2 separate regions of the Homo sapiens genome follow, and region 2 is linked to region 1. Evidence: chromatin loops called from intact Hi-C (ENCODE). Cell type or tissue: right lobe of liver. All regions are shown on one strand. Each heading gives the region's core, and the rest is flanking DNA. Links, peaks and the distances in the headings are about the cores only.

What was found. Peaks named below come from ENCODE experiments on the same cell type or tissue, not always from the same donor. Only the 100,000 strongest peaks of a DNase experiment are listed, where the experiment ranks them.
Region 2: a loop joins it to region 1, with 2.0 times the contacts of the local background. A loop is called at or near these places in 62 of 110 quality-filtered maps.

Annotation. Positions count from the first base shown.
Region 1 is chr7:90,323,369-90,339,417 of GRCh38, forward strand. LOC107986715 (a long non-coding RNA gene) reads right to left here. Exons shown (of 4, transcript XR_001744961.2): 4 at 8,250-9,068. LOC101927446 (a long non-coding RNA gene) reads left to right here and starts at 11,855. Exons shown (of 6, transcript NR_110085.1): 1 at 11,855-12,203; 2 at 13,126-13,216; 3 at 14,798-14,939. It also overlaps a transcript of CFAP69 not described here. In right lobe of liver, for the core only: no CTCF peak of the experiment used is centred there; no DNase peak of the experiment used is centred there.
Region 2 is chr7:90,406,147-90,422,195 of GRCh38, forward strand. CLDN12 (claudin 12) reads left to right here. Exons shown (of 4, transcript NM_001185072.3): 3 at 5,861-5,903; 4 at 6,498-9,808. The coding sequence starts at 6,531. The coding sequence ends at 7,265. Among named protein-coding and RNA genes, the nearest start is that of CLDN12, 11 kb to the left of the region's middle. In right lobe of liver, for the core only: a CTCF peak has its summit at 6,930 (motif pointing left); a DNase peak (open chromatin) is centred at 6,885; H3K27ac peaks cover 2,098 bases.

The DNA of each region.
Region 1 (16,049 bases), core at 9,625-14,624:
AAGAAAGAAGAGAAAGAGAGAAGGAAGAGAGGAAAGTGAGATGTAGATAGTAAGTTTAGGCTTTATTAAAACTGGTATCTACAGTAAAAAGTGAGATATAGATATTGAATTTAGACTTTGCAAAGTTGTTAAATATGTATGGTAAAATTTCTCAGGCAATTCCTAAATGACGGAAATAGAGAACAAAACTCTTGAACCAGGGAGAAAAACAGATTGACAAATAAAAAATTAATTGAGAAAGCAAGAAGAGAGAAAAAAGCACAGCAAAAGTGACAAGTAGAAAGTAAATTTATAAGATTCAAGTCAACAATCATAATAATAGTCTGAACTTCTTGATTAAAGGAAGGAAGATGTGGTTGGATTTTAAATTCTGCTATGTGCTTTTACAAAAGATACACACACCCAAAATGAGGACAGAGAAACTTGAAAAGAATGGAAACAAATATACCATGCACATGTTAATTGTATTTTAAACTGACAGCTTTATTAATACAAAAAAGCACGATGAAGGAGAAAGGGGAACACTACATAATGATAAAAGACTCAATTCAGGAAGAAGATAAAAATATTCTAAATTTAGATATACCTAATAACGAAGCTACAGAATACATAAAACAAAAACTGACAGAAGTAGAGGGAAATTTTCACAAACTCACTATCATAGTGGGAGAGTTCCACAAGCCTTTAGGTTAAGATGATAAATAATACTAAATGTGTAGATGATTTGAACCGTCAAGTTATAAGGAACCATGAAACTTGCAGTTAAAGAACACATTCCTCCCATTAGAAAATAAAGCAAGTCTCGGGTGCAGCACACCAACATGGCACATGTATACATATGTAACAAACCTGCATGTTGTGCACATGTACCCTAAAACTTAAAGTATAATAATAATAAAATAAAAGAAAAAATAAAGTCTCATGAAATTTAAAGCAAGTCTCAACAAATTTCAAAAACTAGTATCACTCAAACTTCGTTGCCTGACCACAACACAGAAAGTTTAAAAGTCTAAAAAGTGTTTTAAGAAATATAAAAACAAGAACGTAGTTTTTCATGTTTTGAAATTTAAACAATAAATGTACTTATTTATGCAATAACTTTAAACAATCGATTTTAAAATAAAATACAATGGAAATTATAAAATATTTCAAACTGTGTGATTAAAAAACATTGCATATCAAAACTTGTGAGAAGCCAGTAAGAGGATCCTTTAAAGGAAATTAACAGCTTTAAACACTTGTGCCAAAAGAAGAGAGGCTGAAAATCTGATAGAGTGATAAATGCAACCAAATTTAACAGCTGGTAAAATAGCAGAAAAAAGGCTCTCAAAAGTTAAGAGATTTTACAAAAACACACATTAGTGAACTAAGGCAAAAAGAGTTGATTCTTTGAATAAAATAAAGCAACCTCTGATGAGGCTGATCAAGAAAGAAAATGAAAGGTAGAAAATGATATATATCTATAGATAGCAAATAAAGATTAAAACTAGATACACGAATACTAACAACCAACATATACCATATATTTGAAATTTTAAATTAAATTAATAAATTCCTAGAAAAAATATCTATAAAACTTGGCCAGGCGCAGTGGCTCACGCCTATAATCCTAGCACTTTGGGAGGCTGAGGCAGGTGGATCACCTGAGGTCCAAAGTTCGAGACCAGCCTGGTGAACATGGCGAAAACCCATCTCTACTAAAAATACAAAAATTAGCCAGGCATGGTGGCGCGTGCCTGTAATCCCAACTGCCCAGAAGGCTGCGGCAGGAGAATCGGTGGAAACCAGGAGACGGAGGCTGCAGTGAGCCGAGATCGCACCACTGCACTCTAGCCTGGGCGACAAAGAAAGACTATGGAAAATAAAAAGAAAAAAGAAAAAAATCTATAACAGTCATGTAAGAATAACTACAAAGCCAGAATAGTAAATGCTGTTTAAAGACCTTGAATAAGTAGTTTAAAATCTTCCCACTGGGAAAAAAAAAATCAAGCCCATATGATTTTGCAGGGCAACTTTCAAGGATCAAGTACTTCCTGAAAATTAGAAAAGAAGGAAATCTCCCAGACTCATTCTAACAAAATGAGACAAGGACGATCTGAAAAAGAGTAAAGTCACAGGCCATCTTACTAATGATTACAGATAAAAATAAATTCTAAACAAAATATTGACATACCAAATTCAGTAGGACTTAGAAAAAACCCAGCAGTATCAAGCTTGGATTATCCTAGGGATGCACGGGTAGTTTAACACAGGGGGGCCCAGGCCGTAGATTGGTACCAGTCTGTGGTCTGTTAAGGACCCAGCCGTACAGCAGAAGGTGAGCTGTGGGCCAGCAAGCATTATCACCTGAGCTTTGCCTCCTGTCAGATCAGCAGCAGCATTATTCTCATAGGAGCGTGAACCTTAGTGTGAACTGCACATGCAAGGGATATAGGTTGCTGCTCCTTATGAGAATCTAACGCCTGATGATCTGAAGTGAAAAAGTTTCATCCCAAAACATCCCTCCCTGCCCTCCCCACCCACCCCATCTGTGGAAAACTTGTCCTCCACAAAACTGGTCCCCAGTGCCAAAAAGGTTAGGGACTATTGGTTTAACATATTAAAATCAATGACTATATTTACCATGTACACAAATTAAATGGGAGGCTGGGCACGGTGGCTCATGCCTGTAATCCTAGCACTTTGGGAGGCCAAGGAGGGCAAATTGCTTGAGTTCACGAGTTCGAGACCAGCCTGGGCAACATGGCAAAAACCTGTCTCTACAAAAAAATACAAAAATTAGCCAGGCACAGTGGCACACGCCTATAGTCCCAGCTACTTGAGAGGCTGAAGAGGGAGAATCACTTGAGTCCAGAAGGTAGAGGTTGCAGTGAGCTAAGATCACGCCATTGCACTCTAGCCTAGGTGACAGAGTGAGACTCTGTCTCAAAAAAAATTTTTTTTAAATTAAAAGAAAATAAATTGATAAAATTCAACACCCATTCATGATTAAAAAGCAAAAACAACTCTTAGCAAACTAAGACTAGACAAAATTTTCTTAACCTCATAAATGTTATCCACTAGAACCCTACAGCAAACATCTTTCTTATGGTAAAATACTAAAATAATTCTCTTTTAATTTAGGAGCGAGAAAAGATGTGCATCATCTCTGCTAACATTTAAAATAATACCTGCAAAGAAAGGGTTAGAAAAAAGTGGGGAGTGGTATAAGGAAAAGAAAGAGAGAAAAAGAGAAAGAGAGAGGGAAGGAAGGGAAAGGAGGGGAGGGGAATGAAGGGGAGGGGAGGGGAGGGAAAGGGAGGGGAGGGGAGGGGAGGGCCGGGCAGGGCAGGGAAGGAAAGGGAAGGATCACAACTGGATAGCCTAGCAGAGAGGCAGCAAAGCTCTTGGTGAGCATGGAGCTTAGAAATCAACTGCCTGGGTTTAAGTCCTCCCTTCTGTGTTCAGATGGTAATTTGTGGCTTTGAGCTAATGATTTAATCTCTTTGTGGTTAATTTCCTTGTGAGTAAAATGGAGATGAAAAATGACCCTGCTTAAAAGGGCTGTTGTGATAAATATTTAGTGTTCTGAATAGTGCCTAGCACAGCATGCTATGTGGAATCATTTGCTTAGAAATAATAATAACATAAATTATACTGACAAATTAACAAGTTTTGTTAAGTGGTTGAATATAAGATCAATCTACAAAATCTACTGCATCAACTATATACGAGCAAAAGACCAGAACATATAAATTAGAAAAGAGATGCCATTTACAATAGCAGTAAGATGTATAAGGTAACTAGGAATAAATTTAACATAGGTAAATGAATTCTAAGTGGAGATTTTTAAAATTTTTATTGAAAGACATAAAAGACAATCTAAATAAAAATAATGCTAATATATGATCTATAAAGATATCATCTGCCCAAAGTAATATATGCATTTTCAATCAAAATCACAACAGGGTTAATGAAAATGTGATGCTAAAAGTTACATGGTAAAGCAAAGGCTCAAGACAGCCAAAATTCTCCTAAAGAAGGCCAGGCACAGTGGCTTATGCCTGTAATCCCAGCATGTGAGGAGGCCAAAGCAAGAGGATTGCTTGAGCCCAGGAGTTCCAGACCAACCTGGGCAACATAGTAGGACTTAGTTGCTACAAAAAATTTTAAAAATTAGCCAGGCATGGTGGTGTATGCCTGTAGTCCCAGCTACTTGAGAGGCTGAGGTGGGAGGATCACTTGAGTCAGGGAGGTTGAGGCTACAGTGAGCCATGATCATACCACTGCATGCCAGCCTGGGCAACAGAGTGAAACCCTGTCTCAAAAAAAAAAAAAAATTATCCTGAAGAAGAACAGTAAGGAGCAGGGTACTCACTAGTTATTAAACGGGAGGTTATTGGCTCAGGAATAAAGAAATTAAACAATGGACCAGATTACAGACCCTAAAAATAAACCTATCCATTTATAGAAATGTGTAAAACAACATGGGATTTTCTTTTTTTTTTTAATTATACTTTAAGTTCTAAGGTACGTGTGCAGGTTTGTTACATATGTATACATGTGCCATGTTGGTGTGCTGCACCCATTAACTCGTCATTTACATTAGGTATATCTCCTAATGCTATCCCTCTCCCCTCCCCCCACCCCACGACAGGCCCTGGTGTGTGATGTTCCCCACCCTGTGTCCAAATGTTCTCATTAGAACAGTGGATTTTCAATAAATAAAGCTGGGAAAACTGGTTACCCATATGGAAAACGAAATTAGATTCCTACGTTATACCATCATAAAAATCAATCCCAGGTATATTATTAATTTAAATATGAAAAGCAAAGCATTTGTACTTTAAAAAGAACATCAGAAGAATATCTTTCTGATCTTGGGGTTGAGAAGGACTTCTTACACCAGACACAAATAGTGCTGACCATAAAAGGATAATTAATACATTTGACTGCATTAAAATTAATGTCCTGTTAATCACGAGACACTATAAAGATAAAAAATAATTATATTCTGAGAGAAGATATATTCAGCACTTATAATCACAAATGAATTAGGATTAAGAGCCAAGATAGAAGACACTTCCATCGAATCAAGAAAAAGATAAACACAATAATAGAAATCTGGGCAATAGGCATAAAGAGGCATTTCATAGATTAGGAAACATAAATAATGAATAAATACACACACATATTCATTATTTAATTGCAGGCAGGAAAGTGCAATAGGGTTAATGAAAATGTGACTCTAGGGGGTTATATGGTAAAGCAAAGGCCTAAGATAGCTAAAATTCTCCTAAAGAAGGCCAGATTCAGTGACTCATGCCTGTAATCCCAACATTTGGGGAGGCTAAGGCAAGAGGATTATATGAGCCCAGGAGTTCAAGAACAACCTGGGCAACATAGTGGGGCCATGAGATGTGCACTTGTACCCATCAGGTCAAACATTAAGAAGTCTGACAATATCAAGTGTTGGAGACTGGGTGTGGTGGCTTATGCCCGTAATCCTAGTGCTTTGGGACACAAAGGCAGGAAGATCACTTGAGGCTAGGAGTTCAAGACTATCCTTGGAAAGGCCCCTACTCCACAATTTTTTTTAACTGGGTTGAGTATGGTGCCATGTGCCTGTAGTTCCAGCTACTTGGGAGGCTGAGGTGGGCAGATCACTTGAGCTCAAGAGTTTGAGGTTCCAGTGAGCTATGATCCCACCACTGCACTCCAGCCTGGGTGACGTGAGACTCCGACTTAAAAAATATCAAGTGTCAAGTGTTGGTGAACATATGAAGAATGTTAGTCAGGGTTCTCCAAAGAAACAGAACCAATAGGATCTAGCTAACATATGTATATATTATATTTTATATAAAGATATATATATATATATATATATATATATATGAAGAGATGTATTATAAAAAATTGGTTCATGTGATTATGGAGGCTGAGAAGCCCCACAATCTGCCATCTGCAAGCTAGAGACTTAGGAAAGTCAGTGGTATAGTTCCAGCCTGAGTCCAAAGGCCTTAAAACGAGGAAAGCTGACAGTGTAAGTTCAAGTCTAGGCCTAAAAGCTTGAGAACCCGGAGAGCCAATGGTGTTAAGTTCTAGTGTGAGAGCAGAAGACTAATGTCTCAGCTCAATCAGTCAGGAAGAATCAGTAAATTCTCCCTTCCTCCACCTTTTTGTTCTATTCACGCCTTGAGTGAACTGGATGATGCCTATACAATGAATTGGCTGATGGGGAGGGCAATCTGCTTTATTCAGCCTGCCAATTCAAATGCTAGTATCATCCAGCAACACACTCACAGACACACCCAGAAATAATATTTAAACAAATATCTGGGTACCCCATGGCCAGTCAAGTTGTTACATATAACTAACCATCACATGAGGCAGTAGGACTCTTGCATAGTGCTAGGAGGAGCATAAATTGGTACAATCAGTCTAGAACACAAACTGGCACCATCTTCTAAGTCTGAACAAGTATGTAACTTGCAATAAGTTTTTCAATCCCAGGAATATATCTTGAAGAAATTCTTGCAAATAGGTGACAAGAAACATACCCTAAAACGGAATATTCATGGTAGCATTGTTCACAAAAGCAAAAACATGGAAAAAATCAAAATGATCACTAACATAATAGATAAATTAACTGTGGTATATCCAACATTGCAAGTTGTTATTTGACAGTGAAAAGGAATAGACTACAGCTATATGAGTTACAGATTTTAAAAAATGGATTGCTGAATATATCATTTTTATGAAGTTCAAAGACAAGCAAAATTAAACCATATATTCTTTCTTTACAAATACATACATTTGATAAAGCAGTTTTAATAGTAAGGAAGTAATTCACACAAATTCAGGAGAGTGGTTATGTTTAGATATATGAGGAAACAAGATCTGGAAAGAATTTATAGAGTGTCTTTACAGACAGTGATTTCACTAGTCTTCTTACGCCTATGGTTTCTAACTATATATGTTAGAATATTTAGAATATATATAACATGTATAGGATATATCTGTTAGAATATATATTTTTCTATTATCAAATAATGCATAATAAAACATTTAGAACAATGACAGAAATGACATATTTCAAAGATAGAAAGATAAAACATAGGTCGGGTGCGGTGGCTCACACCTGTAATCCCAGCACTTTGGGAGGCCGAGGCAGATGGATCACAAGGTCAAGAGATCAAGACCATCCTGGCCAACAAGGTGAAATCCCGTCTCTACTAAAAATACAAAAATTAGCTGGGCATGGTGGGTGCACGCCTGTAGTCCCAGCTACTCAGGAGGCTGAGGCAGGAGAATCGCTTGAACCGGGAGGCGGGGGTTGCAGTGAGCCCAGATTGCGCCACTACACTCCAGCATGGAGACAGAGCGAGACTCTGTCTCAAAAAAAAAAAAAAAAAAAAAAAAAAGAAAGATAAAACATGGTGATTTATCGCATTGATATGAGATGGAGCGAGAACAAAAAAGAACGAGTGCTTTCAGCATACCTGCTTATGGAGTGTCATTGACAAATATGAAAGATCGAAAGGAAGATGATTAGGGGAGAATGAATTTGATTTAGGATGTGTTGTATTAGAGTTGATTCTGGATCTTCTGGAATATCTAAAATTTATCTAGAAATATAACTAGTTTGAGAGGTCTCTGTTTTGACAGAAAATTAGTGCCGCAGGTCGAGACCAGCCTGGCTAACATGGTGAAACCCCGTCTCTACTAAAAATACAAAAATTACCCGTGCGTGATGGTGTGCACCCGTAATCCCATCTACTCAGGAGTCTGAGGCACGAGAATTGCTTGAACCTGGGAGGCAGAGGTTGCAGTGAGCTGAGATTGTGCCACTGCACTCCAGCCTGGGCAACAAGAGTGCGACCCTGTCTCAAAAAAAAAAAAAAAAAAAAAAAAAAAAAAGAGAAAGAAAAGAAAAGAAAAAAGAAAATTAGTGAATTAGTGCCACCATGACAGTATACATTGATAAAAGAAAGTTGAGATGAATATGGGGACCTATGCCCAAATTTCGGGGCTCATAAACTGCAAATGGAATCAATGAAGGAAGACAGGAAAGAATAATCAGCCTATGTAAGCTCCAGGGTGATATAATGTCATAGAACCAAAGAGAGGACATAGTTGAAGAACCAGAAGACTGCTGTAGGGTCAAACACTTTAGAGAGCGGTAGGAGAATTGGATTTGAGACAGATTTTTCATTTGGCAAAATGGAAGAGAAGCGGAAAACTCAGAAGCACACAACACATGTTAAGACAGTCATGATAAATTTATGTAAATGTTTAGATTTTACAGTTGGTTATTTATAAAGTCAAGTGTATTACCTAACGAATCCACCTAATTTATCATCATAGCCCAAACAAGCCATCTAACTAAGCAAGTATGTTTTCCAAGCCACGCATTTTTTTATTAGAATTGTCTTCACGAGCAGCAATATATTCACCATCATCCCGTTCCTAGAATATTTCTGTTATCCCCAGACTTCATCTATAAGTCATATCATAGAGCATTTCTCCCTTTATCTCTTTCACCTGACCCAACTCTAAAGCTCTTTCTACACAACTGAGCTTTACCTCTGCAATTGGGTATCTATATTCACTATATTACTTGACATCCATTTTTGAATGACTATAATACGTTGTCTTTCTTCCATGAAAGCATATAATGTTCTCCTACAAGCTTATAAAAATGTCTCTATTTCACATGTTTTTAATGACTGGTATATAGTACAATGGACACAATAAATATTTTTAGCTGATTTCTATTTCATATCCATGCTATTGCCCCCTCTGAGGGAGTTTTGTCAGCTTTCCACCAGCCACACCCCTTAATTCTTTCAGAACTCCAGTGCTGCTTGAGATTTCCTGGTTTAATCAGGCCAGTAGCCTATTCATTTGCCCACATGCTTCCTACTTTCCAATCACTTAGTGCAGTTTTGTCACAGTTGTGTTAATCCCATTTCTCCTTTATTGAGCGTGCTTCTCCAGGAAATATTGCCATCATCACTCCCCACAAAATCTAGAAGGTCACTCCACACACCGTCAGGACATGTTGACTGAGTAATGCTGCTGAATACCTACAAAAAGAATAATTTTTCAATTCATTAACTTTTTGACTCAGTATAATGAAAGACATTAATTTGAAACATCTACAATTGCAATTGCCTCTAGTAAACTTTAATAACAATGTATTTATCAAAGTGCGATTCAATCACCTTGGGGAGAAAGAAAGCAGGAAATGAAGTTGAAACAAGTAAGTACCCTTCAGAGAAAACAAGCACTTGTTGACAGCTGACTAATTGAAGAGAAAGAAGGCATTCTTTTTTCAGGAACACAGGAGACAAAGATGAACAAAAGACTGTCTCAGAGACAGGAAAAAAATAGTTCAGGAGGGAAGTGAAAAAGAGATCACTAGTCCTTACCTCTTCCAAAAGGGATGATTAGTAGAAAATATTTTGTTATTGTTTAAGAACAAGAAATACAAATTTATCTTAGGACATAAAGACAAACACAAAGGCATATAAACATTGTGTATTTTAGGATCCTCGTTTTCCTTTTTTGCATAATTTTTTAGTGGTTGTTCTAAGCATTGCAATATATATCCTTAATATTTCAGACTACTTAGAGTTAATATTGAATCAATTCATTTAAAATGTAGAAATCTTGCAAGGTATGAGTTCATTTACTCACCTTTTCATCCTTTTTGCTATAGTTGTCAAATGCATTACGTTATAAATCCTATGATGCAATGTTATCATTTTCAGTGCTCTTTATTTTTTGCCGCTGAAGACCTGATTTTCCATCTGGTTGTATTTCTCTTCAACCTGAAGAACTTCTTTGGTATTTCTTATAGTACGTGTTCACTGGCTACATATACTTTTAGTTTTCTTTATCTGGAAATGTATTTTACTTCACCATCATTCTTTTAGAATTATTTTCACTGGATATAGAATTTAATGTAGTTTTGAGTTTTGTTTTATTCTTTAAAGATGTTGTTCCACTGTCTTCTGGTCTCCATTATTTTTCTGATGAGAAGACATCAATCATTCAAATCACAATTCCCTTATATGTAATGTGTCATTTTTCTCTGACAGCTTTCAAAATATCTTTAGTTTTCTGCAACTTGCTGACAATGTGCCAGGTGTGTGCAATGCAATTCTGACATTACCTAGAGTGAGGTCAAATTTCACAAGTTAAGGGTACAGTCTTCCATAAGAGCTCCCTTATTTTGTTATAGGTAGTTAGGCATGAGTGGGGCACGTGAGGGCTCTCCCCCAGCCACTAGGAATGTCAGGTGATGGTTCAGCAATTATCACATTGACTCTCTAAAAGTGACAAATTGGTAGCCAGTGCAAGGGAGAGGCCATTTCCTGATGATCCACAGCTACTGCACTGAAGTGTCCACTGAATATAGATGCCAGAGAGAAGGAACTTACTGAGCATGCACATTAAGACACAAAATGGCAGAGTATGACCTTCCAAGGGCACAGCACCAGAAAAGGGAAAAAAGCCTCAGATGGGCATGTGTACAACTAAACACACCACGCACGCTCACTTCCCAAGCACAAGGAGTGCACTGCACATGCAGGCAGCCCACTCTAAGGGAAGAATCATGGGAAAGGGGCCAGCCTATAAAGTCCTAGGATCAAGGTAAAGCACTGCACTTGTTCTTCAAGTTGCCTGATTGGATCTCTTCCAAGTGTACTTTCCTTTCTTTCCTGTTCTAATGCCTTCTTAATAAACTTCCACTCCTGCTCTGAAACTTGCCTAAGTCTCTTTTTTTTCTGCTTTATGCCCCTCCATCAAATTCTTTATTCTGAGGAGGCAAGAACTGATGTTGCTGCAGACCTGTACAGATTCATCGCTGGTAACTCAGATACTGAGAGGTGACAGCATGCTGGCAGCCCTTGCAGCCCTCGCTGGTTCTTGGCGCCTCCTCGGCCTCGGCACCCACTCTGGCCGTGCTTGAGGAGCCCTTCAGCCCCCCGCCGCACTGTGGGAGCCCCTTCCTGGGATGGGCGAGGCCGGAGGCAGCTCCCTCAGCCTGCGGGGAGGTGTGGAGGGAGAGGCACGGGCGGGAACCGGGGCTGCGCGCCGCGCTTGCTGGCCAGCTAGAGTTCTGGGTGGGCGTGGGCTTGGCGGGCCCGCACTCGGAGCAGCCAGCCGGCCCCGCAGGCCCGGGGCAGTGAGGGTAATTAGGATCCGGGCCAGCAGCTGCGGAGGGTGCGCGGGGTCCCCCACCAGTGCCGGCCCTGTGGCGCTACACTCGATTTCTCGCCGGGCCTTAGCCGCCTCCCCACGGGGCAGGGCTCGGGACCTGCAGCCTGGGCACCCTCCCCCCCACCTGTGGGCTCCTGCGCAGACCGAGCCTCCCGACCAGCGCCGCCCCCTGCTCCACGGTGCCCAGTCCCATCAACCGCCCAAGGGCTGAGAAGTGCGGGCACACGGGGCAGGACTGGCAGGCGGCTCCCGCTGGGACCCTAGTGCGGGATCCACTGGGTGAAGCCAGCTGGGCCCCTGAGTCTACTGGGGACTTGGAGAACCTTTATGTCTAGCTAACGGATTGTAAATACACCGATCAGCACTCTGTGTCTAGCTCAAGGTTTGTAAATACACCAATCAGCACTCTGTATCTAGCTAATCTAGTGAGGACATGGAGAACTTTTGTGTCTAGCTCAGGGATTGTAAATGCACCAATCAGCACCCTGTCAAAACAGACCAATCAGGTCTCTGTAAAACAGACCAATCAGCTCTCTGTAAAATGAACCAATCAGCAGGATGTGGGTGGGGCCAGATAAGAGAATAAAAGCAGGCTTCCCCAGCCAGCAGGGGCAATAGGCTCAGGTTCTCTTCCTTGCTGTGGAAGTTTTGTTCTTTTGCTCTTTGCAAAAGCTCTTGCTACTGCTCATTCTTTGGGTTCATACTGCCTTTATGAGCAGTAACACTGATCACGAAGGTCTGTAGCTTCACTGCTGAAGCCAGCAAGACCACAAACCCACTGGGAGGAATGAACAACTCCAGACCTGCTGCCTTAGGAGTTCTAATGCTCACCGTGGAGGTTTGCAGCTTCACTCCTGAGGCCAGCAAGACCACGAACCCACCAGAAGGAAGAAACTCTGAACACATCTGAACATCAGAAGGAACAAACTCTGAACACGCTGCCTTTAAGAACTGTAACACTCACCACGAGGGTCCAAGGCTTCATTGTTGAAGTCAGTGAGACCAAGAACCCACCAATTCCGGACACAATATCTTCCACCAGTAACACCTTCAGAAACTAGTTGCAAGCCCGGGATTGCTAGGTCCTTGTTCTTCTGACTGACTGGCTACAAATTCAGGCATTCCCATTGCCCCATCAGATTCTGTAATTTGCTAGAAATGACTTGCAGAACTCAGGAAAGTATTTATACTTATAGTTTTATTATAAAGGATATAGATCAGGACCAGAAAATGAAGAGATCCACAGAATGCAGTCTGGGAAGGTTCCAAACACAAAAGCTTCTGTGTCCTAAGAGCATTACTTTTTTGAATCATTAATATATAATTGCCAGTTACAGAAGCTCACCTGTGCCTTGGTGCCAGAATGTTTACTGGCGGTTTTTTTCTTTTCTTTCTTTCTTTCTTTTTTTTTTTTTTGACACAGGGTCTCACTCTGTTACCCAGGCTGGAGTGCAGTGGCATGATCTTGGCTCACTGCAGCATCTGCCTCCTGGGTTCTAGCGATTCTCCTACCTCAGCCTCCCAGGTAGCTGGGATTACAGGCACGCACCACCATGCCCAGCTAATTTTTGTATTTTTAGTAGATAAGGGGTTTCACCATGTTGGTCAGGCTGGTCTTGAACTCCTGATCTCAGGCGATCCACCCACCTCGGCCTCCCGAAGTGCTGGGGTTACAGGTGTGAGCCACCACACCCAGCTTGGAGTTTTGTTATATAGGCATGATTGATTGAACTGTAACTTGAAATATCAGGGGTTTGGTCCAGGTCCTGCTGCTTGCTGCACAGAAAGCCAGTCACTAAGACAATCATTATTGCCAAGGAAGAAGACTTTAATGGGGTCCTGCAGTCAAGGAGATAGGAGATCAGTCTCAAATCCATCTCCCCGACCAACTAAAATTAGGGGTTTATTTAGCAGGAAAGAAACATAATTACGTGTGGAAAAGCAGGAACTCAGGTGGGGTAAGAAACCAATCGTGATGAATGAGGGCTTGAACTCTCATTGTCTGGTGAGTTTCAGTTCTTTCATACTTTATTTATTTATTTATTTTTGAGACAAGGTCTCACTCTGTTGCCCAGGCTACAGTGCAGTGGCACAATCACCACTCACTGCAGCCTCACCCTCCTGGACTCAAGCAATCCTCCCACTTCAGCCTCCCGAGTAGCTAGGACTATCGGTGCATGATACCATGCCCAGCTAATTTTTGTAGTTTTTATAGAGATGAGGTTTCACCACGTTGCCCAGGCTGGTGTCAAACTCCTGGGCTCTAGCAATCTGCCCTACCTTGGCCTCCTAAAGTGCTGGGGTTACATGTGAGAGCTACTGTCCCTGGCCTCTTTGATACTTTTTGAGAGGCCTGGGGGTCCTTTCCTGAGGAACTCACATAAAAGATAGGTAAGTTTCAAGCTTTAAGACCATAAGGGTCAATTTCTATATTTATCCAAAAAAACCATCTAGTGGTCTGTTGCATCAGTTTCAGAATCATTGGTCACATGATTGAACTGAATCCCCAGCCCTCCCCACCACCCACCACCCACCACCCACCACCCTACCAAGAGGTACAGCTTATATCACATGCAATAACATAGTTGGTCATTCTGATATGGTCAGCCCCCAGCCTGAGTCATCTCATTTGCATAAACTCAAGTGTGATCCCAAGGGCCCATCAAGGATAAAAGATAATTCTATCACCCCAAAAAATTCCAAGGATTTAGAGGTCATCTCCCAGGGACAGAGGTCAAATTCTTTACAACAGTGTGGTTTTCTTTGTATTTATCCAACTTCTTGGGGTTTGCTGAGCTTCTTTTTATTTTTTTAAGACAGGGTTTACCCTGTTGCCAGGTGGGACTGCAGTGGCATAATCAGAGCTCACTGTAGCCTCAAAACTCCTGGGCTCAAGCAATCCTCCTGCCATAGACTCCCAAGTAGCTGGGACTACAGGCGTGCACCACTACACCTGACTCATTATTTTTAATTTTTTGTAGAAACAGGGTTTGCTTTGTTGCTCAGGCTTGTCGCAAACCCCCATTGTATCCTGGTAGTAACTAACTTCTTTTGTATTTTACAGGTTCATAGGTGGAAGAGACTTGCCTTGTCTCAGATGAGACTTTAGACTTGGACTTCTGAGTTAATGAGAGAATAAGACTTTGGGGGACTGTTGGGAAGGCATGATTGTGTTCCAAAATGTGAGAAGGACATGAGATTTGGGAGGGGCCGGGGGCAGAATGCGATTTGGAAGGGGCTAGGGGCAGAATAATATGGTTTGGCTCTGTGTCCCCAAGTAAACCTCATATTGAATTATAATCCTCAGTGCTGAAGGAGGGGCTTCATGGGAGATGACCGGATCATAGGAGCAGACTTCTCCCTTACTGTTCTTGTTTTGTTTTGTTTTGTTTTGTTTTTGAGATGCAGTCTCGCTCTCTCGCCCAGGCTGGAGTGCAGTGACGTGATCTCGGCTCACTGTAAGCTCCGCTTCCTGAGTTCATGCCATTCTCCTGCCTCAGCCTCTCGAGTAGCTGGGACTACAGGCACCCACCACCATGCCCGGCTAATTTGTTTTTTTTTTTTTTTTTTTTTTGTCTTTCAGTAGAGACGGGATTTCACCGTGTTAGCCGGGATGGTCTCGATCTCCTGACCTCGTGATCCACCCGCCTCGGCCTCCCAAAGTGCTGGGATTACAGGCGTGAGCCACTGCGCGCGCGCCCGGCCCCTTACCGTTCTTGGAATAGTGAGTGAGTTCTCATGAGATCTGGTTGATTAAGGTGTGTAGCACTTCCTCCTTTGCTGGCTCTCTCTCCTGCTCCACCATGTGAAGATTTCCCTCCTTACCTTTACCTTCCACCATGATTAAGTTTCCTGAGACCTCCGTAGCCATGCTTTCTACACAGCCTATGGAACTATGAGTCAATTAAATCTCTTTTGTTCATAACTTACCCAGCCTCAGGTAGTTCCTTACAGCAATGTGAGAATGGACTAATACAGGAAGGAAATTCTGGGGAGCACAGCTGCAGCTGAATTGGAACAGTACAAAATTGCCACAGTCCTGATCTTTATTTTGTTTTTTTTTTTTTTTTTTTTTTTTGAGACGGAGTCTCGCTGTCCCCCCAGCTGGAGTCCAGTGGCGTGATCTCGGCTCACTGCAAGCTCCGCCTCCCGGGTTCACGCCATTCTCCTGCGTTAGCCTCCCCAGTAGCTGGGACTTCCAGATGCCTGCCACCACGCCCGGCTAATTTTTTGTATTTTTAGCAGAGACGGGGTTTCACTGTGTGTTAGCCAGGATGGTCTCGATCTCCTGACCTCGTGATCCGCCCGCCTCGGCCTCCTAAAGTGCTGGGATTACAGCCATAAGCCACCGTGCCCGGCCCACAGTCCTGATCTTTACCAAACATACCATGATAAAAAAGAGAATGATTAACCCTGACGCCACCATGGACCTATTTAAAAAGATATGAAGTGAGGTTTCAGGTATTTAAGACCTACAGAATGTAACAGGACAAAATAATTCAATAAACTCAATTTTCTGGTTCTGACCACTTAACAACTCCACCTGAAATTCTCAGACATCATGACTAGCACTAGCATGGCAATTTTCATTTTTTGGTGGGGGGCTACTGTTTTTAATAAAATGCTGGGCTGATGGCTTTGACTCAGTGGTAACTCCTGTGTGACTTTGTAAATAAAATGGGCAAGATTACTCAATTTTATGTCCTAATTCTGCTATAGCCTTTTATATTTACCTCATAGTAATATTCTCTAAGTAATCTTTGTTTGCTTTCTTGTTGCAACACTTTAATATCTTAGAAGGAAGGAATATAAAATTGATGTAATTATTGGTTTTTCTG
Region 2 (16,049 bases), core at 4,057-9,056, 77 kb after region 1:
ACTCTTGTAACTATAACTCAGAATTGTGCCTGGAAAAAATAGTACAGGGTCTATTGGATACATGACTTCCTAAAGCTCTTAGCCACTGTTCCTGCTCCAGCCTTCTTTAAATTCTATTCAAAACCACAGAAAATATATAATTTGAAAATATTTTTATTCGTAATTATGTCTCTGATAACATTTAATTGTGTATCAAATTTTATCTACTTTTCTGAGTCACGGTGGAACAGAGAGTCAAATGACAAATGTGAAGTGGTTATTTGAAATAGAGTCTCTATTTGATTTGGTCAGTATCTCCAAAGAGAATGTTCTGTCCTTCTTGTTATATGACTATAACCATCTGTAGTCATTTGCTGAGGGTCCAGAAGAAAAGTATGTTTCTAGCTGAAAAAAGTAAATAAGCCTGCTAATAATCATTACTGACTTACATTTCTGACCATATTCTGGTTTACAAAGGACTTTGCTATTCATGATTTTACTACTTTGTGGGACACTTTACAGATGAAAAATTGGAGGTTCAGAGGACATAAGTGACTTGTCCAGTTTGTAAATGATAGGTTATGAATGTTATTCAGGTCTTTGGTCTCCTGGACAACAATACCAAGCAGCCTCCTGGATGGAAACAACAAACCACTTATGTGTATGTATGACCTAGCTCAAAGCTCTCATCCAGCTAGTACTCATGACTGCTTGACAGATTTGTTAAAGTGTTCTTAGCCTTGCACGTTTTCCACAGTCCCTAATTAGGGATTTTCACATGGCAAAAAGATGTTTTTTTTTCTCCATTAAAAAAACTATATATTGTTTAGCTTTAATAAATATTAATTTGATATATTAACCACTCTTAAGAGAAGTATGTCTAATTCATGACATACCTGTTAAGTTGAAAACAGAAAAATCAATACCGGAACAGTGGACTTTTTGTTTTTGAAATGGAGTCTCGGGGTTTCACCATATTGGCCAGGCTAGTCTCAAACTCCTGACCTCGTGATCCACCCACCTCGGCCTCCCAAAGTGCTGGGATTACAGGCATGAGCCACCACGCCGCGCCAGGAATAATTGACTTTCAAACCATTTGTTGAAGTTAGACAGTGTTGCTAAACCTAGATATATATTTCTAGAATCATAGTCTGCATGTAGGTACCTAAGGATGGCCTTGTCTTTGCTAATCACAGGTTTCTGGGGTAAGAAAATGAATGTTGTTTTGTAAAATGGGAGTCTTTTGGCCAAAAAGGAGAAAGCAGGGGCACAGTCTAGAAACAGTCTGGATGTATCAGAACACAGGGTGGTGTGAATTCTCTCAAATGAAGTGAATGGAACTGAGACTAAATTTCTGTCTGTATTCTGACCAGAGTTATACAGAACCTCCATTTGTTTGTTCATTCATTCAGCAAATAATCGAGTGCCTTTTATGTGCCAGTATAGGGAACAGTGAACAAAACAAAGGGATCTCTGTCCCTGGAATTCACAGTCTGATGGGAAAGAAAACTACACTGAACAAGGAGTTATAAGAATGATCACTGCTACAGAAGAAAAAGTGCAAAAGTGCTACCACAGCATATAACCAGGGACAGGGGGAGGTTTAGGACAAGCCTCCCTGGACACTAGAAGAATGAGTAAATATTAGCCAAGCAAAGAATAGGTTGGAATTAAGAAAGTTCTAGGAGAAAGACCATGAGGGAAGGCCCTTAACCAAATCAGAAAGTGGAAAATTTGGGAAGTCAAAAGAAATGTGGTTTGGCTGCATAGACTGTAGTGTGTGGGGTGGGAGAGTGGCACATACGAAGGTTGAGAATTTGGTAGGAATCAGGTGGTGTAAGCTATGGGGAGGAGTTGAAACTTTAGAGATTTTATTCTGTGGGAAATGGGAACTTATTGAATGGTAAGAAATGGAATGGCGGATGAGGTTTGCATTTGAAAAAAATTATTGTGGATTAAAACTAATTGACACAGCACAAGAGTAGAGGTCTTTTTACCCTTGCAAGTATGAACAAATCCTAATCGGGAAGTCAGCATTATCTTTGTTTTAAAACATCAAACATATTCTTTCCCCAAACTATCCTATAAAATTTTACTTCAGGCATGGTGGCTTACTTTTGTAATCCCAGCCCTTTGAAAGGTGGAGGTGGGGGGATTGCTTGAGCCCAAGAGTTCAAGACCAGCCTGGGCAACACAGCAAGACCCCATCTCTAGGGAAAACTTAAAAATTAGTCTGGCATGGTGGCATGCACCTGTTATCCCAGCTACTCAGGAGGCTGAGGCAGGAGGATTACTTGAGCCCAGGATCTCAGCTCACTGAAATCTAGTGAGCTGTGATCATGCCCTGCACTCCAGCTTGGGTGATAGAGTAAGACCCTGTCTTAAAAGAAATTACTTTATCTCTCTGGTGGGATATATGACTTATCAAATCATAGGCATTTGAAATTAAGAACAGGGCATACAAGGTGAAGTAGCCAAAAGAAGCTAGACATTAATTCCAGTATCAGGCCAAAATTTAGCTTAAGAATTAAGGTTAATAGTACTTCCCTTCTGAAAAAGTGCCGTGGTATCCTTGTTGACTCTGTATAGATAGGCCTCTGTCCATCCCTGAGATCTGAGCTAAGAATGCTTCATCAAAGGCAATTTCAGAGAACCAATATAATATTTGTATTGATTTGATGCAGAATATAGTTAAAAGCACTTACTACTGAAATATATATTGTCGTACCTCTCTTCATTAATGTCATTTGATAGTCTATAGGCTAAGAATTATAGGAATTTATTTATTTTTCTTAATAATTAATTTTTCTTTTTTTTGTAGAGATGGGGTCTCGCTATGTTGCCCAATCTGGTCTCAAACTCCTGGGCTCAAGCTATCCTCCCACCGCAGCCTCCCCAAGTGCTGGAATTACAGGCATGAGCCACAGCACCTGGCCTGGAATTTATTAATAATGGAGTTATACATCCTGATCTTGTTTCTCACTCCATTTACATTTCAGGAATCAGTGTTACAGGGCAGTTTGATTGGAGAAATCTCAATTACATTGAAATTCCAATTATTTCTATACTACTTTTGTTTTTTGTTCCTGTTTGTTTGTTTGTTTGTTTGTTTTGAGACAGAGTCTCGTGCTCTGTCACCCAGACTGGAGTGCAGTGGTGTGATCTGGCTCACTGCAACCTCCACCTCCTGGGTTCAAGCGATTCTCCTGCCTCAGCCTCTTGAGTAGCAGGGATTACAGGCACGTGCCACCATGCCTGGCTAGTTTTTGTATTTTTAGTAGAGATGGGGTTTCACCATGTTGACCAGGCTGGTCTGAAACTCCTGACCTCAAGTGATCTACCAGCCTTGGCCTCCCAAAGTGCTGGGATTTCAGGCATGAGCCAATTCGCCCAGCCAGTATATTACTTCTGAAAGCAAGAAGGAATTGTGATTGCATTAGGACTTTGAGTGGGTTATCTGAAGACTTCTGAAGCTTGAAAGAAACGAGGGAACCTTTTTCCTATGTCTTCACAACTTTAATCAAATCCTTATTCTCCTTCATTTCTCAGTCTTTAACTCCTGCCTGATAAATTTTTATGAACAGGTACCTTATTCACTTTGCTTAACACCTAACAATAATCACTTGATACGTAGTAATTATACAGTTGATTCACCACCAACACTTTGAGTTTACATAAGACAGCCGTTTCTTTCCACAAGTCTCTATAAACACATTGGGAGCAAGGTCCAGTTATCAGTGGTCTTGGTGTCTTTCCAGGGCCTAACAGAGTGTTTTGCATATGCTAGACACTCAGCATGATGTAAGTACTTGCTGAATGAATGATTGCTTCTTAGTAATAGCTACTTCCTTGTACAGTTCTTCATTACCAGTGGCCCACCTTTGTGAGTTACTGGGGTCTTTGTACAGAGCCCAATACTCGTTTATTCAAATAATCCTAGAATCACTTGTGTGCCAGGCACACAAGTTGTATGGGGGAGATAGACAGATGAATAAGCAAAGACCACCAGAGAGCTGTATCCTAGAGCTTGGCATTTCTAGTAGCTTTTTCCAGTGCAAACATTCTCAAATCTGTACTAGTTTCCATTGCTGTACTGAGGTGTTTGGTTGCCACAATTAAGCAAGACAGCTTTTTCCCAATTTGCTTGAAAAAAATACTGTAATTAGTCTCTCCCTTTCATAAAATTTTCTTAAGAAATTGCTACTTCTGATAATACTGACAGAAGGTAACATAATAAATACTAAACTAATACTAATGGAAAAACTTAGAACTAACCATGTTTAACTTGAGGGCTTTAAAAATGGTTACTTGTGCTTAAACTCTGATTTTTATATTGTACATTTATATATGCTATTTGTGTATATTTGAATATATGTATGTACACATAGGCATTTTTTTGGTTAGTAAAATTATTCTGGCTGGGCGCAGTTGCTCATGACTATAATCCCAGCTTGTAATTTCAGCACTTTTGGAGGCCAAGGCAGCAAGATTGCTTGAGGCCAGGAGTTCGAGACCAGCCTGGCCAACATGGTGAAACCATGTCTCTAAAAGAAAGAAAAGAAGAAAGGGAATAAGAATTGTGGGGGTGGAAGGAGGAGGGCTGGTTCACACCTGTAATCTCAGTACTTTGGGAGGCTGACGCTGGTGGATTGCTTGAGCCCAGGAGTTCGAGACCAGCCTAGGCAACATGAGAAAACCCCGTCTCTACAAAAAATACAAAAATTAGCTGAACATAGTGACGTGTGCTTATGGTCCCAGCTACTCAGGAGGCTGAGGTGGGAGGATCGCTTGAGCCTGGAAGGTCAAGGCTGCAGTGAGCCATGATTGTGTCATTGCACTCTAGCCTGGGCAACAGAGTAAGACTTGTTTCAAAAAAAAAAGAAAGAAAAAGAAAAAATTATTCCTATATTATATGACTAGATTAAATATACAAATAACATTGTTTTCTAAAGAACATTGTGCCCTCCCACTGGAATTCATGCAACAATCACATTCTAAGCCAGCTTCCTAGCATTTTGGTCATAATTGTCTTTCTGATCCTGAAAGCTTGGAAACACAACTTCACCATCCCAGCAGATGTTTGATTCTGCAAAGGTTGATGGAACTGTATTCAGAAATAAAAATTATTCTCAACCTTGCCCCTTCATCATGCTCTGAACAAAAAAGTAAACCTTACTGAAGTAGTCTGCTCTATTGCCTCATAGTAGGCATTATAGAAGGCAGAGAAAATACATTTGAGTCCTGCTTTGAGAGTGAATATCAGACCCTTGAGGAAATTAAAGCTGAATAAGATGCAAGCTTTTTATAGTTTGCCATATACAGAAAAAGAACATGGCCTTTTAATTTGGAATGAAAGGCCTGGCGACTGTTTTTCTTATAATAGCATTAATAGAAATAGGTTGTCGTTACTTGAAAAATGTTTGCATTCGTCTTATATGAACAGTAGTAGTAATAACCAACAAGTGCTGTAGATTTCCCTGAAAATCTACATCTTGAATCAACAAGGAAGTAATTGGGTCATGTTGAATCAACAAGGAAGTAATTAAGCAGAATAATTTCAGGGACCATTGTTCTCATCTTTTCATTTGACTGACTCATTGGAGATGAGCTCATTTACTTTTTATAATTTCCTAGTGTGCCTAGTACATAGGAATGAGATCAGTTTGTTTTTTCTTATTTAACATTCATTCAATGAATGTTCTTTGAACTCCTGTGATGTGCCAAGCAGTGAGCTGGGTCACTGAATGCTAAGAAGTAGTTAACACTTGGCATAGCATTTGTTGTGTTCTAGACATGTTTTAAGCACTTGACATTATATTATCTCATTGAACCCATAGAACAACCCTGCAAGGTTGGCACTGTTATTTTTTCCATTTCACAGATGAAGAAAACGAGGCACAGGGAAGTTCTGAATCTGGCCCAAGGTCAGTGAGCTAGTAAGTGAGGAGATGGGGATTAGAATTCAAGCAACCTTGCTAAGAGTTGACTCTCAACCATTCCCCTGTCCTGTACTGCTTCTTTCCCTACACCTTTGCTTTTTATGAGCCACCTTCACCCCTGCTGCATGAGCATTTGAGGCTGAATTTGTGGTGTTTGTAGCTAACTGATGATTGATGAGTGGGCCCTTGCTGTGTGAGTGCCTGACACATACAGAGTGCTTGATGTATATGTGTTGAAAGAACGATTATTGACAAAAAGAAGATTGAAGGTGTGATTGTAAGAGACTTTAACATTATCTTGGTTGTTTTTTTAATTGTGAAGAAAAATACCGATGGCTAAAGATTTTAGTTGCTCTATGACCCAGTCAGTAATAACCAAATGTGTGTGCACCTGTGCTCTGAGGTCACACACACCTGCATGTATATACATTTGTACTGTACAGAGAGGAAACAAGGGAGAGACTTTCCCTCTTTGCATTGACATTTCATCATTAGATGTGTTGCCAGTTGGCACCACCCTTCCTGCTCTGTTCTGCTATTGTCCCCTCATGATTTGTCCTCTTGTGTGTCACCCCCTAGTCTGACTGACAGTACTCCACAAGCTTGCCTGCCATGGGCTGTCGGGATGTCCACGCAGCCACAGTCCTTTCCTTCCTGTGTGGAATCGCCTCAGTAGCAGGCCTCTTTGCAGGGACTCTGCTTCCCAACTGGAGAAAATTACGATTGATCACATTCAACAGAAACGAGAAGAACCTGACTGTTTACACAGGCCTGTGGGTGAAATGTGCCCGGTATGACGGGAGCAGTGACTGCCTGATGTACGACACTACTTGGTACTCATCAGTTGACCAGCTGGACCTGCGTGTCCTCCAGTTTGCCCTACCCCTCAGCATGCTGATCGCCATGGGTGCCCTGCTGCTCTGCCTGATTGGAATGTGCAACACTGCCTTCAGGTCCTCGGTGCCCAACATCAAACTGGCCAAGTGTCTGGTCAATAGTGCAGGTTGCCACCTGGTGGCTGGGCTGCTATTTTTCCTGGCAGGTACTGTGAGCCTCTCCCCATCTATCTGGGTCATCTTTTATAACATCCATCTGAACAAGAAGTTTGAGCCAGTCTTTTCATTTGACTATGCAGTGTATGTCACTATTGCTAGTGCTGGGGGCCTGTTTATGACTTCCCTTATACTATTTATTTGGTATTGTACATGCAAATCTTTGCCTTCTCCTTTCTGGCAACCATTGTACTCCCATCCACCCAGTATGCATACTTACTCACAGCCCTATTCAGCACGCTCTCGCCTCTCTGCCATTGAAATTGACATTCCAGTAGTTTCACACACCACTTAATGGGGAAATAGTTAATTGTTAAAGAAAACTTCTTGTAGCCTCACATTCCCCTTGTGCAAAGAGCTCTTTTGGACCTACATACATTTTCCTTTGTTTTTGACCAATCAATGAAGCCAAATTTATATGTCCTAGTAGAATGAAGTGCTGCTAGTTTTTATGAGAAGTATATTATATTAAATGTGAATTTTTTAAATTTTGCTTCTTATACTGGAAGGAATTTTAGCCTTCATATTGATATCTAATTAATTATTTAAGTGGAAGAGGCCTGCATCACAATTGAGGTAATGTAGAGCAACATGTTAAAGAATGATGGTTAGCAGAAGCTGTTGTATACAATCTTCATGAAAATTTCAGTGTGTATTTTTCTTTTTCTATAATACCTTTAACTGCAAAGAAAAGGCAGTTTCAAATATAAGAAATTTATTTCAGGTAAGGGTAATATTTTAATAGTAGTCAATAATCTAGCTTAAGGCTGTAACTCTTCTATCGGGGCTAATTGTATGAATAGGTGTCAGTATGTTGAAGATTACTTTCTTTTGTGACTTTCTTCTACCTCATGCCACTGTTTAAAAGTAAAACGTATTTTAACGATGTTAGAATAAGACTACCATTCTAAATATCACCTACTTATGAATAACATGTAATAATTTTTAACATTAATGATTCCATAAATTGTATTATTGGGATTAGAATGTGCTTTATGACAGGTTAGTGTTTCCTCTGAGGCAGAAAACTCTTTTTTGGAGATATCTTCCATCAAGCAGTACTCGTGCCCATATACAATCTCTTAGTGGCTAGGAGAAATAAATAAAAGGGCCATAATGGTTTGTTCTCTTTCAGACATAATTTAGTAGGGGACAAGAAGTCTGTTCTTCAGTGAGTACACTAGAGATTTACTCTGGTGACTGCCTTTTGAGTTATGGGTGAAGTAAGGTATGGCTTTACCATAACCTTGATTCATTCACCCTTGATTCATTTCTCGCCCCCGTCACTGATTATTTCCTTGAGCATATATCTCTGCCTAACACTTTAGTAGGTGCTATAGAGGATACATGAAAAGTATGAGATCTGGTTCCATCCAGTAAGACATTTTAATAGAGAAGATCAAAATGTTACCTGGCAGTTGGGGAATAATCTGACTTCGTTGGCAGTTGGCCTTAACTTCTTAATCATTGATCCAGGAATATTTCAACCAGAGACACAACTTTCTGGCAGACAGACAAATTGTACAACACCAACAATATCCTGGACCTTGAAATTCTGTTTACTTCAGTCCATTGTATCCTTTAAGGCACCTGTGCTAGCCTAGATTTTGTAATAACACTGATTTATGAGAATGGACAAAAGTGGTAGGGAAATTGTTCCCTCTCCACTTCTGAAAGTATGATGATGTATTAAGGATGGAGGAGTTATTAAAAATGTCTCTTCTGATGAGGTAACAATTAGATGAAACCATGTTAAAGCTGAGATGAACACTTAGAAATTCAGGGATATTGGGTCTTTAGCCTTATGAATTTGAGCTGCTTATTTAATTGGTGTAATTTACTACATATTAGTACTATATTCGTAAGGATTTTTTATTAACCATTACAGATTTTACAAACAGCTAGTTATATGGTAAACAGATTATTATGCCTTTTTGCAATTCTGAATATGATTCTAGTATTTGTGTAGATGTATTTGGTACTTTTTCCCCTAATTCCAACACTAGTTTATATATATAGCGAATAAATCTAGTTGTATAAATTTTTAAATGCCGTCAGTAGAAAGCACACAAGGTTATGATTTTTTTAATTACTGGCTTCTGATTTCTTTCACTTCTGATCCTTTTCCTTTTTCTCAGATGTAGCTGAGTCTTGATCATTTTAAGACAACGATGGGTAGAATTTTGAGATTAATGTTAATTTTCCCTTTTTGTTAATTTCAGTCCCCTCTCACTATGCTTTTGTCCAGAAGGATCAAGAATTCTACCATCCCTTGGGTCTTTGTGTATAAACAATGTTAAATAAAGGTAGACTCAGTCTTTAAGATATTAGACAGTTTTTTTAGTCCATGGGATTGTAAATATAAACATTAACTTTCCTATAAGAATATTTTGGCTTTGTAATCTATAGCCTCAAATTGGTATTTATTATGGATTCACTAGACAAACAGCTGTTTCCTTATTGTCTTTTTTCTTTAGTGTTTCTGATTTGCTATCAGTAGCTGTTTTTAAAGCCGTCCAAGGAAAATAATTATTTACAGTTTTTGAAGTCACTTTTGAGCCCTCATCAAGCTCTCATTGTGATGGGAGGGATACCTTTTTGTTGTTAAAAGCCTATTATTGTTAAAGGCCTTTTATGGAAACCAACTTGGAAAACAACCTTAAATGTGGATGTATCAGATTTGGTTTATCCAGCCATGGGAGAGAAAACAAACCTAAGTTTACTTTACTTGTACATATACACTACAATGGATAGTATATTTGCTGTAAACTACAATGTAAAACCTCAATAAAAGTGCGCTGTACTTCTTAATGTTTATTAAAAGATGTATTTTTACAAGTTTCTGCTTCTGTTTTTTTCCTCAGTGTTTTAAGGTGAAATATTTTGAGAAATGTTTCTCAGATATATGTAAATTGAAAAAGACAGTTCCATTTAAAGCTCTAAAACGTGTGAACTGGAAGGCTGGGTGCAGTGGCTCACGCCTGTAATCCCAGCACTTTGGGGGGCCAAGGCAGGCGGATCACTTGAGGTCAGGCCCTTGAGATCATCCTGGCCAACGTGGTGAAACCCTGTCTCTACTAAAAATACAAAAAATTAGCCAGGCATGGTGGTGTGCACCTGTAATCCCAGCTACTCGAGTGGCTGAGGCACGAGAATTGCTTGAACATGGGAGGTGAAGGTTGCAGTGAGCTGAGATCATGCCACTGCATTCCAGCCTGGGTGACAGAGACTTTGTCTCAGAAAAAGGAACTAGAAAGGAATTGGAAAACATGGAACTTTTATTCCACAAGTGCCAAGACGTTTTATCCATTTCTAAGAGTAGTCCAAGTAGTCCTGTGGTCCTAACAGTTCACTGGGCTTTTTTTTTTCTCCTTTTCTTTTTTTTTTAAACAGTCTGCAAAGAGACAAGTTGTGGGCCAGATTTGCCTCATCAATGGAGTTTTCTCAGCCTGTGATCTTAGAGACTGGGAGTTCAGTTCTCAAACAGTTAAGTAGAGGGAACTTTCCGTACTCTTCAAAGCTCGAGGTTACCAGGAGAAGTGGTCCTGACAGGCATGTCACCTCAACATTTCTGAAACCTGTGATGAATGTATAGTTTTGGATTACACCTGTGTTGGGGCAGTTCTTACATACACTTCTCACTGAAACCTGTGGCTCTGATAGGTTAGATAGCTGAGCCATATGTTGCACTGGAAATCAGAAGCTACTTCAAACTGGGTTACACTAACGAACAACAGTCCGTTCTGGACTGTTGTGCAGGTTCACTGAGGGTGAATAAATGGTAGAGAAACCATTCGGGCTAACCAGGTTCACCAGAGACTGGTTTACCAACCAGAAGTGAGAAATACATGTTACTTAGAACCATCAGACACAACCAGTTTTATCCAAGGCCCAGCACATCTTATTCTGCCAAAAAGTGAGGAAACGCTCAAAGAATCATGGGAGCTTATCAAATTTCACAGGCGCCAGATTGAAGGTGCTCCCATTGGCCAAATCTGGGACAATCTGAACATCAAAATAAATGATAGTAATGGGTTATAACTCATTGAATAAAATACAAATCCATATGTCCATGCTGATATAAATAGGGGAAGAAAGAAAAGCTCTTTCTTATAGTAAAATACCAAATAAAAAGTAGAGAAAAAAATGAGAAAAACATCAATGGGGTTAAAACTAGTTGAATTTTTTATGAGAGGCAGGATATTTGCTTAGTCTCAAAGTACAAAATGGCTTATTAATTTCAGAGAGGAAAATAACTTTATAGTGGATAAACTTGGCAACCTTAGCTGAGTGATCAAGTTTGTCACCAATAATAAGAAAAAGCAACATCATGCACTTTCTGATATGATGCAAGGAGAAGGCCACAATATTTCTGAGGTATTGCCTGAGTCTAATCTTGAAACATGCAGCTCATTGGTCCCATTTATGCTTTTTGTTTCCTTCTCTATCCTGATCTCATATCTCTTCATTTTTATAAAAAATGCATAAAAATATAGTCCTATCTCCAAAATATTTTATAAAATAAACTCTTTTAGGAGAGATTTTAAAAGAATTTGTGTCAGATCTTCTGTCCTGAAAAACTAAAAAGTCCCTGCAGAAGAGTTGTAAATCAAAGTCACAGAAACACAGGACTGGATGGTAACTTAATTAGCTGTTCCATTTCTGTTGGTTAGCAGTGTCTTCAATCTGAAAGCGTACTCACGTTACCCCACACATACTAGAGGACCCTTTCCAGGAGAGGTTCATTCCCCCTGTACCTGCTGGGTGGCTCATTACCCTCCAGCCCAGCCAGCTTCTATGTCAGTGCCATAGCATGCAAGAGAGCCCTTTGAACCTCACTGCAGGACTGTAGGACTTGGGGAGAAAAAGCACATCTATATCCTGCCTGGTGTTCATATCCAAGTCTGCTATTACAGGGAGATTTGGGTTGGTTTGTTGTATTTTGTTTCAAAATATGCCAACTTTTCAGGTTGTTCTATAGAAAATTGTATTCAGCAAAATTTGGGGAAGATAGCGAAATGGTTGATGAGAAGAAAAAGAACCTTTTTCTTATTTTATATGAAAAACCCAGTGTGACTGGACCTCTTAGCAAAAGTCTAGTAATCATGATTTTGGGGTGGTCTTATTAACCAAAATCCTCTTTAGAAAGATGGAATATATGCTTATATCTCCAGGATTTTGCTTTATAGGAAAAAAGGCACAGCTTCTCATTAAGAGAAAAGACATTATTGATACTTTACATTGTATAATACCTAGTGGCCTTGTTTCCAAGGTTCACTCTCAAATTGTTGAAAGTGAATCTAGTAAATAAATCTAGATAACTCACTTACATTTTTAAGTAACTTTTGTCTTTTTCTCCATGCCCCCTTTCTTGACCTCACTTTCAAAAGATAATCTTGTGGTGTGGAAGATCCAGGTGGCAGTTTAGCACCAGGAGGCTGCTGCAGGGAAACCCCAGGCCCTGGTAGCCCTTCTCTGGGGTGAGCCCATCTTCACCTTTGCTGGCCATGTGGATGAGGGCCGAGACTCAGCTAGTCCCTTGTGTTCCAGAACTGCTAACCTGCTTCTCTGGCTGCTTCTGCTTTAAGAGCTCAAAGGTAGCAGTGGAGTGCTGGAGCCAAGTGGTACTGGCCCACAAGAACCAGTGTGTACATCTCCTCCCAACTGCCCAACCTGTGACATCATATTGGTTGCTTGGAATTGGCCAGGGTGAAAGTACTTATGCTCTAGAAATTGTTAAATGCTGCAAGTTAGGGCTTTGCTTTGCCTTTTCCTGAGAGCTGATTATTAAACATTTACTGGCACACCGCTGCTTAGGCAAGACACGTTTGCTGAGATTCAGGTTAGCTAATGAGGAAATGAAAAATAATAGCAATGCTGAGAGTTGTAAAATGTTATCTGTGATAAAGGGGCTATCTGAAATAGCCTCTTAACAGGTCTCTCTGTCTCCAATATTGCTCTCCTACCCTACCACAAATTTATCTATACACAGGGCTGCAGAATGATCCTAATAAAATGCAACTGAGGCTGGGCACGGTGGCTCATGCCTGTAATCCTAGCACTTTGGGAGGCTGAGTGAGGCAGGTGGATCACCTGAGGTCAGGAGTTCGAGACCAACCTGGCCAACGTGGCAAAACCCCGTCTCTACTAAAAATACAAAAATTAACCGGGTGTGATGGCATGTGCCTGTAGTCCCAGCTACTCAGGAGGCAGAGGACAGGAGAATCATCTGAACCCGGGAGTCAGAGGTTGCAGTGAGCCGAGATCGTGCCACTGCACTCCAGCCTGAGTGACAGAGCGAGACTCCATCTCAAAAAACAAAGAAAAAATGCAACTGATACCTAGTTTCTCCCATACTTAAAATAAAATTTGGCAGCTACATCTTAGAACAGTCTAAGCACAAAGACATGAGTTGTCTAGAAGAATTTTTTCACTGTGCCCAGAGATGATAAGACTGTTGGTGATTATTGACACAATATCTCACAAGATGAATGTGTAAAAAAAAGTGAATTTAATAATAAATAACGGGGAATATTCCTTTTCTGTGACTGACTGGTCACAGTCCTTATTCAAGGAATATCTGTTTCCTCTATTACTCATTATTATAGAAAAAGTGGCATGATGAATGTGGTAGCTAGCCTCCAAGATGGACCCAGTGATCTTGCTTCCTGATATTCATACCCTGTGTATTTTCTTCTCCCATTGAGCAGGCTGTGTTACCAGTAGGATTTTGCAGAAATTATGATGTGTGACTTCTGAGGTTATAGGTCATAAAAGACATAGCTTCTGTTTTGTTCTGTCTTGGATCACTTACTCTGGGGTAAGCCGGCCACAATGTTGTGAGGACACATACAGCTGTAGGATTAACACAGGAAGAGCTGAGGCCTTCTGCCAACAATCTGTACCAATTTGCCACCCATGTAAGAGAGCCATTTTGGAAGTGAATCCCCCTAACCCCAACCAAACCTTTAGATGACTGCAACCCTGGCCAGTGTCTTGAATGCAACCAGAGTGGGAAACTGAAAACCAGCATCACTCAGCTAAGCCCTACCACCTTCTTGACCCACACAAATTGGATGAAACAATGCTTATTGTTGTTTTAAGCTGCTAAATTTTGGGGGGGTTGTTTTGCAGCAGTAGATAACTAATGCAAAGAGCAGTTGCAGGGGATCAATCCTGAGGAGTATTTGTGCTATAAGTATTGTGAGCTTTCCTTGCTCCATATCAGAAAAGCTCTTTCTCATGATCTCAGATTCCCTTGGAAGGTGCTGACTATCGCTATAATGTGGTGAAACAACTTAATCTGAAGGTAGGGAGAAGGAAGATCTGAGCTTAGATTGGGAGCAGAGTTCTTCCTAATTTTGGTTAGGTATGAATAGCTGCTGTTGTTACCAAAGCAATAAATTGAACACTGGTCATACATGAGGTTTGGAATAGAAGATAAACACATTTGCAATCAAATAAATCTGATACACATAGTAGTTATGTTGTCATATGGTTAGCAGGAGCAAATAAACCAATCCTATAAAAAATACATCATCTGTTAGTTTTTATCCAACTAGCCAATTGTATCTAGGGCCAACCCTTTTAAGAAGATACAACTGATAGTTTCTCAGGTGGGAAAGGAAATAGCTGATTCCAAGACATTAGGCAGTTGAACTGAAGTGATGCCTCCCTCTAGTAGCAGTAGAACACTACAGCTTATTCCTCCCACTATAGCACTGCAGGGTAACCAGAGTTAACAATAATTTTATTGTATATTTTCAAATAGTGAAGAGAGGATTTTGAATCTTCCCAACCCAAAGAAATGATAAATGAGGTGATGTGTATGCTAATTGCCCTTATTTGATCATGACACATTGTACACATGTTCAAAATATCACACTGTACCCCATAAATATGTAAAATTATATGTCAATTAAAAATAATAATAAATAGACAAAAGCCTGTAGCAGTGGTTGTGAGATAAGGGTTGGGAGAAGGAAGCTGAATTGTACTGACATTTCAGTATAGTGAATTTAATCTGTTTTCCCAACATTGGCTGAATCTGATGGCTTTAGACTTTTCAAGGGAAGCAGCCTAAGGACATTGAGCTCCTTGGTTGGGAATAAAAGAGGTTCATTGAAGAAAATGTGACCGAAGTGAAGGAATGGAAGGCTCTTGCCCTTCTACTGTTTTCAGACTTCTTCTCTCCCCTCTCAGCCTGTACAACTTGTCAGGCACTAAGGTTGAGAAAGCCATAAAATGCTAGTGAAATAAGGAGAGACTGTTAAGATTCCCCCCACAATGCCAATGGACTTAAGCTAGCTTTGGCAGGGAACAGAGCAGGAATTAAGGAAGTCCCAACACCTTGTGGCAAATGAGAATTACCTAGTTCAGCTCCAAATGAAATTCTGTGCCCTTAGGAGCGATATTGTGAAAGAATGATGAACAAAAAATCAATTTATTCACAGAACAAAAGCATATCAGTGTTAAAGAAATAAAGGAATTAAAATTTTAAAGATGTTTCAGAAAGAAAAAATGGCAAAAAAGAAAATTGTCTTATCCTGATTTTTTACTTAAAATCCCTGTCATTGTCAGTCACGTATCAAGAGACTGGCAGCCTGTCTTTCTATGTTTATTAATTTGTTTTGTTTCCACGGATGCTTCTGAAATCTTTGTTAGAGGCAAAGGCACTCAGACTGCCAAGAGAAATTAGCAGTGTTTCCACTGTGGCATAGACACAGATCACACCAAGAACAAATAGAAGCATTCCGCTGCATACTGCCCCAACTCCTGCAGGATCTGTGCTTTTGGCTGGTATGGTGACATGAGGGCAGGGTCGGCTTCATGGGCATGAGGCCTGTGCAGTCACAGAGAACCGGGCACTCAGAAGGGCCCTGCTCTTGTTTTAATATTCTGTGGTGGGTGTCTTGAAATTCGTAATTTTTGAACAAGGGATCCTGCATTTTCATTTTTCAGTGGGCTCCACAAATTACGTAGCTCATCCTGTGTGAGGGTGCTCTGGGGAAGGCAACACACCAGCTTTGGAGGTAGGCAGGCTTGGAATTCCATCTAAGCTGCCTCTTACTACACAATG